Linked DNA regions of Homo sapiens: region 1 is linked to region 2. Evidence: read pairs that join two places in POLR2A ChIA-PET (ENCODE). Cell type or tissue: OCI-LY7. All regions are shown on one strand. Links, peaks and the distances in the headings refer to the core of each region. The heading gives the core; the rest is flanking DNA. Region 1 has its middle 3.9 kb from the start of EIF4EBP2. Region 2 has its middle 9.0 kb from the start of NPFFR1.

Evidence for each region. ChIA-PET counts read pairs that join two places held together with the same protein. Peaks named below come from ENCODE experiments on the same cell type or tissue, not always from the same donor. Only the 100,000 strongest peaks of a DNase experiment are listed, where the experiment ranks them.
Region 1: POLR2A ChIA-PET joins it to region 2 with 16 read pairs; 5 of 35 experiments call an interaction of 5 or more read pairs at or near these places.

What each region holds. Positions count from the first base shown.
Region 1 is chr10:70,397,575-70,402,899 of GRCh38, forward strand. No RefSeq gene overlaps it. Among named protein-coding and RNA genes, the nearest start is that of EIF4EBP2, 3.9 kb to the right of the region's middle. In OCI-LY7, for the core only: no CTCF peak of the experiment used is centred there; no DNase peak of the experiment used is centred there.
Region 2 is chr10:70,290,356-70,295,681 of GRCh38, forward strand. No RefSeq gene overlaps it. Among named protein-coding and RNA genes, the nearest start is that of NPFFR1, 9.0 kb to the left of the region's middle. RefSeq lists a silencer at 1,235-1,445 and an enhancer at 3,091-3,210. In OCI-LY7, for the core only: no CTCF peak of the experiment used is centred there; DNase peaks (open chromatin) are centred at 2,976 and 4,216; H3K4me3 peaks cover 474 bases; H3K27ac peaks cover 2,769 bases.

The DNA.
Region 1 (5,325 bases), core at 326-5,325, 110 kb after region 2:
GAGGCCAGAGAAATTTCTAGAGATACAGCAGATCACTTTGGACAAGCTAGCTACTCTGAGGCTGCTTCCTCATTTGTAAAATAGATAGGTATAATAATGCCTACTATGTATGGCAGTGGTATTAGAGGTAAGATCTCTAAAAGACACCTAGCACAGCACCTGACACAACCTGGACACTTAAACATGCTATCTGTTATTATGATCACTTTCTCAACACATTCTGCCTTATATTTCAGGAGCTCAGGAGATGGACACCCCACATTCTTCAGGAGTGCAGGAAGCCAACAGGTGCAGGAGAAAGTGCAGAGGACCACCAACCAGGAGCTTGGGTTCTAGTCCCAGCTCCACCAGGTCCTGGCTATAGGACCTCAGGGAAGTCACTCAACCTCTTTGACCCTCAGCTTCATCTGTAAAATGTACATAAGAATAATAAGCAGGCTGCCTCCATCACTGGGCTGTGGCTCAGCGTAAATGAGGTTAGTTGTTGTTAAAGTGCTTTGTGAAGTGGAAAAGTGTTATCTAAATGTAAGGGGCTATTATCCTTACAATGATACAGATCTAGCATGAGTAGCTACATCACAGAGGGCGGAAACCAGCCTCCCTGTCCCCCTGGGAAAGACAGGACCAGAGGGAACAGGGGCAGCAGGTGAGTGCAGGTGATTAGAAAGAATGGGTTTTGGGAAGCCAAAGTGGCTGAACATTGGAATCGATGACTGCAGAAGGGATACCCCTAGGTCAGGGACACTGGACCACATCCATTTTTTTTTTTTTGAGATGGAGTCTGGCTCTGTCGCCCAGGCTGGAGTGCAGTGGCATAATCTCCACTCACTGCAACCTCCACCTCCCGGGTTCAAGTGATTCTCCTGCCTCAGCCTCCCAAGTAGCTGGGATTATAGGCACCCACCATCATGCTTAGCTAATTTTTGTATTTTTAGTGGAGACAGGGTTTCACCATGTTGGCCAGGCTGGTCTCGAACTCCTGACCTCAAGTGATCCACCCACCTCGGCCTCCCAAAGTGCTGGGATTACAGGTGTGAGCCACCATGCCTGGCATTCATTTCTTTCAAACTCTAGTAATATCAATAAATTAAAAAAATTCAGAGACAGGGTTGGCTACTTGTGGGATATCTTTCATGTTTGATCCTGGAAATACATCAGGTATGAATCTAAAGGGTCCTGTGTCTGTGGGGTCACAATTGCATCAGCAGCTCCCCAGTCCCCACCTATCTAGATAAACTCATTCAGAGATAATATCCACCTGTACATTTCAGGCCATGTAGAGGGCCTCCTAGTCTCCCATGGTAGGCTCTGGGGATGGGGGAGAAATAGATTTATCCTTTAAATTCTCACCTGAGGCTGGGCATGGTGGCTCACACCTATAATCCCAGCACTTTGGGAGGCTGAGGTGGTCAGAGGATCACTTGAGAGGATCATTTGAGACCAGCCTAGACAACAGGGTGAGATCCCAAAAAATGTTTTAAACGGGCAGGGCACATGCCTGTGGTCCCATATACTCTGAAGGCCGAGGCAGGAGGATTGCTAGAGCCCGGGAAGTTGAGGCTGCAGTGAGCCATGATCACGCCACCGCACTCCAGCCTGGGAAACAGAGCAAGACCCTGTCTCAAAAAATGATTCAATAACAAATAAAAAATATAAACTTGACCAGGTGCAGTGGGATGCACCTGTAATCCCAGCGCATTAGGAGGCTGAGCGGGGAGGATTGCTTGAGCCCAGGAGTTCCAAGCTGCAGTGAGATATGATCTCCAGCTTGGGTGACAGACGAACAGCCTGCCTCAAAACATATAAATAAATAAATAAATAAATAAATAAATAAAATTTATCAGCATAAGTTTCATCAAATTCAAGACATTTTGGTGAAAATGTGACTGCTATGTTCCTGGGCTATCTTTGGGGGGCAATAAAAATGTTCTGGAATTAGACAATAGTGATGGATAAACAACTTTGTAAATATACTAAAAACCACTGAAATGTTCATTTTAAAAAGGTTGACTTTGACTGGGCATGGTGGCTCATGCCTGTAATCCTAGCACTTTCGGAGTACGAGGCGGGCAGATCACGAGGTCAAAAGATCCAGACCATCCTGGCCAACATGGCAAAACCTTGTCTCTACGAAAAATACAAAAATTAGCTGGGTGTGGTGGCACACGCCTGTAGACCCAGCTACTCGGGAGGCTGAGGCTGGAGAATTGTTTGAACCCGGGAGGTGGAGGTTGCAGTGAGCCGAGATTGCGCCACTCCACTCCAGCTTGGAGACAGAGCGAGACTCCATCTCAAAAAAAAAAAAAAAAAAAAGGTTGACTTTTACAGTAGATAAGCATATCTCAATAAAGCTGTTACCAAAAAAAAGCAAGTTTTTAGAAAGTGTGAAAAAATTAGTTTAGTGAGCTTTTTTAGGGTTTTCTAGAGGTGAAGAATCCACACATACACAACCACACTCACACACATGCACATGCACACACACATTTTATTTCAAAAGAGCACAAAGGCAATTTTGTGCTGGTACTTTTGAAACCAGACAGTTATAGACTTTTTTTGGTTTTGTTTTTGTTTTTTTGAGACCAAGTCTCTCTCTGTCGCCTAGGCTGGAGTGCAGTGGCACTGCAACCTCCACCTCCCTGGGTTCAAGTGATCCTCCTGCCTCAGCCTCCCAAGTAGTAGCTGGGACCCGACGTGCACCATGATGCCTGGCTAATTTTTGTATTTTTGGTAGAGATGGGGTTTCACCATGCTGGCCAGGCTGGTCTTGAACTCTTGAGCTCTTGAGCTCAAGTGATCCACCTGCCTCAGCCTCCGAAAGTGCTGGGATTACAGGCATAAGCCATTGCACCTGGCCTGACTGTTGACTTTTAATTGAGGAAAAGGTGCAGGAGACACCAGAGGTCCTAATGGGAAAATCTAAAACCTCAGTTACCGAGGCAGGAGGATCACTTGAGTTCAGGAGTTTCAACATGGTGAAACCTTGTCTCTACTAAAAATACAAAAAAATTAACCGGGTGTGGTGGTGCGTGCCAGTAATCCCAGCTACTCGGGAGGCTGAGGCAGGAGAATCTCTTGAACCGGCGAGGCAGAGGTTGCAGTGAGCCGAGATCACACCACTGCACTCCAGCCTGGGCGACAGAACGAGACTCTGTCTCAGAATGAATGAATGAATAAATAAATAAATAAAAAACCTCGGCCATGGCTCATACCTGTAATCTCAGCACTTTGGGAGGCCAAGGTGGGCGGATCATGAGGTCAGGAGTTTGAGACCAGCCTGGCCAAGAGAATAGCCTGTCCAATATGGTGAAACCCTGTCTCTACTAAAAATACAAAAATTAGCCAGGCGTGGTGGCAGGCACCTGTAATCCCAGTTACTCGAGAGGCTGAGGCAGGATAATCGCTTTGAACCCAGGAGGCGGAGGTTGTAGTGAGCCAAAGATCACGCCATTGCACTCCAGCCTGGGCAACAGAGCAAGACTCTGACTCAAAACATAGTAATAATAAAAAATAAAACTGGCTAGGCGCAGTGGCTCACGCCTTTAATCCCAGCACTTTGGGAGGCCGAGGTGGGTGGATCATGAGGTCAGGAGATTGAGACCATCCTGGCTAACATGGTGAAATCCCGTCTCTAATGAAAATACAAAAAAATTAGCCAGGCATGGTGGCGGGTGCCTGTAGTCCCAGCTACTCGGGAGGCTGAGGCAGGAGAATAGTGTGAACCCGGGAGGTGGAGCTGGCAGTGAGTCGAGATCGCGCCACTGCACTCTAGCCTGGGCGGCAGAGCGAGACTCCATCTCAAATAATAATAATAATAATAATAATAATAATAAATAAATAAATAAATAAAACCTCAATTAATTTCAGTATGACTTTGTCAAGAGGCAATTATTTGCTAAGCACTTTATATGCTAACCAGATGAGGTAACATGGTTATTGCCACATTACAGATGAGGCTCAGAGAGCATAGGTAACTTGTCTGGGGTCACACAGCTTGTAAACGGCAGAGCTGGGACTCAAACCCAGTCTGTATGTTCCGAAACCTGTGCTCTGTTCACTTCCCCCAGGCTGCCTGGCAAAATAAATAAAAAGCACCTGTCCCCAAAACTTTCAAATTGTACTTTGGTTCCTTTATTTCATTTCATCCCATCTTTAGTCCTATCCTCTGTGTCTTTTTTTCTTTTTTTGAGATGGAGTCTTGCTCTGTTGCCCAGGCTGCAGTGCAGTGGCATGATCTCGGCTCACTGCAACCTCTGTCTCAAGGGTTCAAGCGATTCTCCAGCCTCAGTCTCCCAAGTAGCTGGGACTACAGGCATGCGCGACCGCGTCCGGCTAACTTTTTTTTTTTTTTTGTATTTTTGTAGAGATGGGGTTTCACCATGTTGGCTAGGCTGGTCTCGAACTCCTGACCTCAGGTGATCTGCCTACCTCGGCCTCCCAAAGTGCTGGGATTACAGGCGTGTGCCACTGCGCCCAGCTTAACTTTTTTGTGCCATCTTTACCCTTTGCTCTGGCCAGAAGGGACCCACCTCACTGTCCCCAGAACACCCCCAAAATTTGTAAATAAAGACAGTTCAAAGAGTGATGCACTTTATTTTTTAATTAATTAACTAACTTTTTTAGAGACAGGGTCTTTTTAGGCTGGAGTGCAGTGGCACAATCGTAGCTCACTATAGCCTTGAACTCCTGGGCTAAAGAGATCCTCCTGCCTTAGCCTCCTGAGTAGGTTGGGACTATAGGTGCACACCACCATGTCTGGATAATTTTTTATTTATTTTTATTTTTGTAGAAATGTGAGAGGAGGGTCTCGCTTTTTTATCCAGGCTGGTCTTGAACTCCTGGCTTCATGCCATCCTCTTACCTGAGCTTCCCAAATTGCTGAGATTATAGGTGTGAGTTACTGTGCCCCTACTGGACTGATGCACTTTATCAACCACACACTGTAAGCTCTACACAAATGTAAACTAGTATCTTCCCCTTTCCTTCCACTAGAAGTGTCTCTGTTGGCATGTCCAAAGTCTCAGAGTCTTTCAAGGTTAAACTCAGCCCTCTGCAACTCTGGCAGCTTCCAGATGGCAGGACAGGCAGGGGACTTTTTTTTCTGGATTCTTGGGGCACTCACCACAAAATCAGTACCATGTAATGCCCTGGCCTGCCCTGGGCTGTTGTAAGTTCTTTTGTCTATGTTCTTGCCAAGCACCTGTTTGACCCTCTGAGCAGTGAAGCAATAGCTGTTTTCCCCTCAACCTCTCTTACCCTTATTTCTCTCATTTGCAAAATGGGAATGATGGTAGCTATGTTGGCCTTACCCATGAGTGTCTTCCCAGT
Region 2 (5,326 bases), core at 1-5,000:
AGACTTGAAGTCATCACACCCCATACCAATAAAATCAGAATGTCTCAGTGTGGGAACCAGATCAGTTTGTTAGTTTGTTTGTTTATTCCAGCCTGGGTGACAGAGCAAGACCCTGTCCCAGAACACCGTGGTGTGATCTTGGCTCATTGCAACCTCCGCCTCCTGGGCTCAAGCAATTCTCCTGCCTCAATCTTCCAGTTAGCGGGGATTACAGGCACATGTCACCACGCTCGGCTAATTTTTATATTTTTAGTAGAGACGGGGGGTTTCACCATTTTGCCCAGGCTAGTCTCGAACTCCTGACCTCAAGTGATCCACCTGCCACGGCCTCCCAAAGTGCTGGGATTATAGGCATGAGCCACCATGCCCGGTCCCAGATCAGGAGTTTCTAAAGATTCTCAGGTGACTCCAATGTGCAGCAAGATTTCAGAATTACTGCCTAGGACATTCCAGTCATATTTCTCTTCCCACGCCTGTTTCCCCGGCTAGTCTATGAACTTCCCACAGGCTGTGTGGTAAATAAGCAGAAATTTTTTTTTTTTTTTTGAGACAGAGTCTCACTCTGTCACCCAGGCTGGAGTTCAGTGATGCCATCTTGACTCACTGCAACCTCCACCTCCTGAGTTCAAGCGATTCTCCTGCCTCAGCCTCCTGAGTAGCTGGGACTACAGGCGTGTGCCACCACACCAGCTAATTTTTTGTTGTTGTTGTTTTGTATTTTTAGTAGAGACAGGGTTTCATCGTGTTAGCCAGGATGGTCTCGATCTCCTAACCTTGTGATCCGCCCACCTCAGCCTCCCAAAGTGCTGGGATTACAGGTGTAAGCCTGAAATTTTTTTCTCATGGTTATGGAAGCTGAGAGTCCCGGATCAAGGTTCCGGCTGACTTGGTTTCTGGTGAGGGTACTCTTCCTGACTTGCAGACACCCCTTCCCGCCATGTCCTCCCATGGCCCTTCCTTGGTGTGTGCACACAAGAGAGAGAGGAAGCTCCCTGGTGTCTCCTTTTATAAGGTCACTAATCCAAGGAGATCAGGTCCCCACCCCAGGACCTCACTTAACTTTCATTACTTCCTATGGGCCCTATCTCCAGTCACATTGTGGGGTTAGGGCTTCGACATAGGAATTTTGAGGGACACATTGAGTCCCTAATGCCCTCCAAGAGCAGAGACCCTTTCTCTTGCACAGCAGCAGGCCCCGTCCTAGCATCCTCCCTGGTCATAGGCCCTCAGTGGGTGTTGATGGAACCCACAAGGCCTGTGTTGGCCTCATACACACACTCCTCATCCTCTAAGCAGAGTCGGAGGCGTGTTCCGAGATGCCTGAGAGGGTTGGTAGGTACCCGGGAGAAGGGTTGGCATGAGGCTGAAGACAGCCCTGTGGGATACCTCCCCTGTGGTGGGGAAGCCAGGCACCTCCCATGGAGACAGTCTATCTCTCGCTGGCTGGAAATGCACACGGGCCTTTGGGGCAAGGAAGTCCATTGGTGTAGCTACCATTTTGAAAAGGCACAGAATCCACAGGAAAGGGGGGGTCTCCGTGTGGTGAAAATATGGCCCCTGGAGTCAGACCCCCAGCACATCCCCAGCATTTTCAGTGTGTTTGTTTATGGTGGTGTGAAAGGAGGGACTGTCCCCTTGAAAAGCAAGGCCAGGGGAGCTGCAGAGAGGCTGAGACCTAGGCAGCAGTGGGGTCCCTTCCTAGGAGCCAGGAGGCATCCCTCCATCTCCTTAACCAGCCTCGGAGGAGCAGTTGCTTCAAAAGGTTGTAAAATGCTTATTAATCAGCTCTCCCTAGGGAAGCAGGTCAGCATCATTATCTGCATTAATAAATGACAAGTGAGGTTTCCAATGGCTGATTCACTTCCACAGCACAGCCGGGGCAGCAGTGGCCACAGAGGAGATGCCAGGAGTGCCACGTAGAGGAGCTCCCAAACCCCAGCGCCCAGTGAGGGCCACAGAAAGAACCCAGAGCATGCAGCCAGGAAACCTGGGCATTCGTCTGGGTTCCACCAACTCCCTGCACATCCTTGGGTGGGTTGCTCCACTTGCTCTTGAACGCTGTGGAACATTCCCTCTAGAACTTGGGGTTCCCATCTACGAAGCAGAAGAGGTTTGGATCAGAACTTTTCCCCTCTGACAGCTCACCTTCTCCTCTGGAGAATCTGCATGCAGGGAGTCTTCCTAGGGTGGACTGGGATGCCCTGAGGAACTCCAGCTGTCTTAGGTTCTGCACCCTGGGTGCAATGAGAGCTTTTTGGGTGAGCACTACTAGGTCAAGAAGGATTCAGGCCACTATATCAGGAAAAACACATCTCTACAAGGTGGTGGGAAAGTGGTGAAGCCTCTTGGGAAGAGGTGGGCAGTTATCGGGGATAGCTGGGGCAGCCCTGGGGCCTCCTCCAGCTTAGATGGGGCCTTCTGTAAACCATTTCTTGGGCCCTGGACACCAATTCTACAAGACATGGACTCTGCTCTGGATTTGAGGCTGGGCATGGTGGCTTACACCTGTAATCCCAGTGCTTTGGAAGCTGAGGCAGGAGGATCTCTTCAGGCCAGGAGTTTGAGACCAGCCTGGACAACATAGCAAGACTCCATCTCTACGAAAAAATTTAAAAGTTAGCTGCGGATGGTGGCACGTGCCTGTAATCCCAGCTACTGAGGAGGCTGAAGCAGGAGGATCGCTTGGGCCCAGGAATTCAAGGATGCAGTGAGATTGTGCCACTATACTCTAGCCTGGGCAACACAATGAGACCCCGTCTCTTAAAAAAAAAAGGCTGGATTTGGATCTGAATTGAATCTGAATTGTGCCCCCAGCCACCAGCCTCGACTAATGTCGATCTTGGCCAGGCTGAACATCTCCTCTCCCCAGATTCTTCATCTATATAATTGAAATAATAGTAGCTGCCTCCTGTGTTGCTGTGGGGGTTAAACGAGGTGAGAAGTGGAGAGCACTTAGTGTGGTCACAGACACCTGGTGAGCTGCTGGTGATGCTTTTCACTTCCTCTACTCTTTTTTGACACCTCTGGTTTTTTCCTTTCACGTCAAGCTTTGGGTGGCTCTTGCCTTTCTCTAAGAGAAACACGGAGCAGCTGATAAATTTGGTCCCAGGAATGTTAACGCTCAAGATACCCTCCCAGGGGAATCTGTTACAAGGAAATATGACCCAAAATCTAGAAAAGAGACAAAGATGATAACTGCATTGTTCAACAGGCCTGCCTGTGAGAATGTACCACTGTAACTTTGTTAGTTACTATTAATTAAAGGCACAGACTCTGTGAGGTTACTTGTTAACTTATGGATTCCTGTCCGGCAGAAAAAAATAACCCCAAGTTGACTTTATCAGCTGGCAGGACATTCATGCCCACAAATCACATGGGAATCCTGTTAAAATGCAGATTCTGATTCAATAGGCCTGGGGAGAGACCTAGACAATACAGTTCTTTTCTTTTTTCTTTCTTTTTTTTTTTTGAGATGGAGTTTCGCTCCTGTTTCCTGGGCTGGAGTGCAATGGCGTAATCTTAGCTCACTGCACCTCCATCTCCCGGGTTCAAGCAATTCTCCTGCCTCAGCCTCCCAAGTAGCTGGGATTACAGGCTCACACCACCATGCTCGGCTAATTTTTGTATTTTTAGTAGAGACAGGGTTTCGCCATGTTGGCCAGGCTGGTCTCGAACTCCTGACCTCAAGTGATCCACCTGCCTCAGCCTCCCAAAGTGCTGGGATTACAGGCGTGAGCCACCGCGCCCGGCTGACACTACAGTTCTAACACACTCCCAAGTGCTGTTGATGCTGATCGTCTGAGGTCCACACTTTGAGTAGCGAGGGCCTGGTCCACTAGGAATTCCCTTCTGAATCCTGGCAGGGGTTAAAATAAGATCATATGGACAGGGCAATGCCTCATCAACAGCAGCAGTCTCATCCTGGTGGGCTTTCAGGCACAGTGGCAGGCTAAGGGACAGCACTGGGGACTGACTGTTCTCTCTTAGCTCATGTACACTGACTCCTGGCCACCCCACTTAGGAAAAGCCCCAGCCACAATACCATGGCTTGTGAGTGTCTGGAAAGACCAAAGTGAGGAAGACTTCCTGGTGTTTTTCAGTCCTTTGGAAGCAAACTCTGCTGGTGAGCACAGGTATTTAATATGGTACCTGAACTTGGGCTGGTAAGTGGATATCACACGGCAGTTCTCTCACAAGCAGAGGCCCCCAAGCATCAGTGCATATCAACCACCTGTCCATTCAGTCATTCAGTAAACATACATGTGTACCCACTATGAGCCAGGCATCACTCCAGGTGCTGGAGACACAGCAGAGACTAAGAAGGACAAAGATCCTTCCTTCATAGGAATTTTATTCTAGCGAGAGTAGACAGACAAGAAGCCATAGATATAAGTAAATTATAGCGTATATTGGAGAAGCACTATAGATAAAGGAAAAGGTGAGCAGGTTAAGGGAGATAAAAGTGACAGAAGTGCAACGGGGCAGGCTGCAGTAGGGTGGTTAGGGTAGACCTCGATTTGAGTAGACTTGAAGGAAATAAGGGAGTTGGCCATGGGAATATCTTGGTGGGTGTGTGAGGGCTGTGGGGAGCAAATGCGAAGGCCCTGAGAAGTGAACACATGTGGGGTGTTGGAGGACCAGCTGGAAGCCAGTGTGTCTGGAGTACGAAAGAGACCACAGAAGTAACAGAGGGCGGGTGATTCCAGAACTCGAAGACCATGGTAAGGCCTGGGCTTTTATACTGAAATAAGTGGAGAGCCATGGCAGGGCTCGGAGCAGATGAGAGAGTTGGGATTTAGAAGGATCCTCTGCGCGCTGTGTGAAGGATGAATAGGGACCTTTTAAGGTGCAGAGGTATGAGTCCTATTCCAGAGTCTGGTTTAATGGGGCTCATATAGGTCTGGTAATCTACATTTGAGAAAGCTCCCGTGATTGGTTCTCTTGGAAATAGTCCATAGATGCAGCACCAGCCCTAGCACAGCGCCAGGTGGCCCATTCACAGTTTTCTATGCAAATGGTGCCAGTTACTGAGACTGCATTGTGAGTGACACCCCCTGCAGTCATGCACTGGGGTAGTCCTGCAGAGTCCACCCTGGAGGGCACCCCAACTTAAGTGCTTCCCAGCTACAGGAAGCAGGGTTCCCAGGTGCTTCTGCTGGCATGAACTTGAATGTACACACATAGGGTAGCAAGGGCTCCAGTTGGCTCCCAGCCAACGCCTTGAGTACTTCATCATCCTCAAAGGCCTGAGACAGAGCCTTTGTAGATTCCTGAACTATGAAGATGGAGGGAGCGGGGAACTGTCAATCTTCTCATCCTCTGTGGG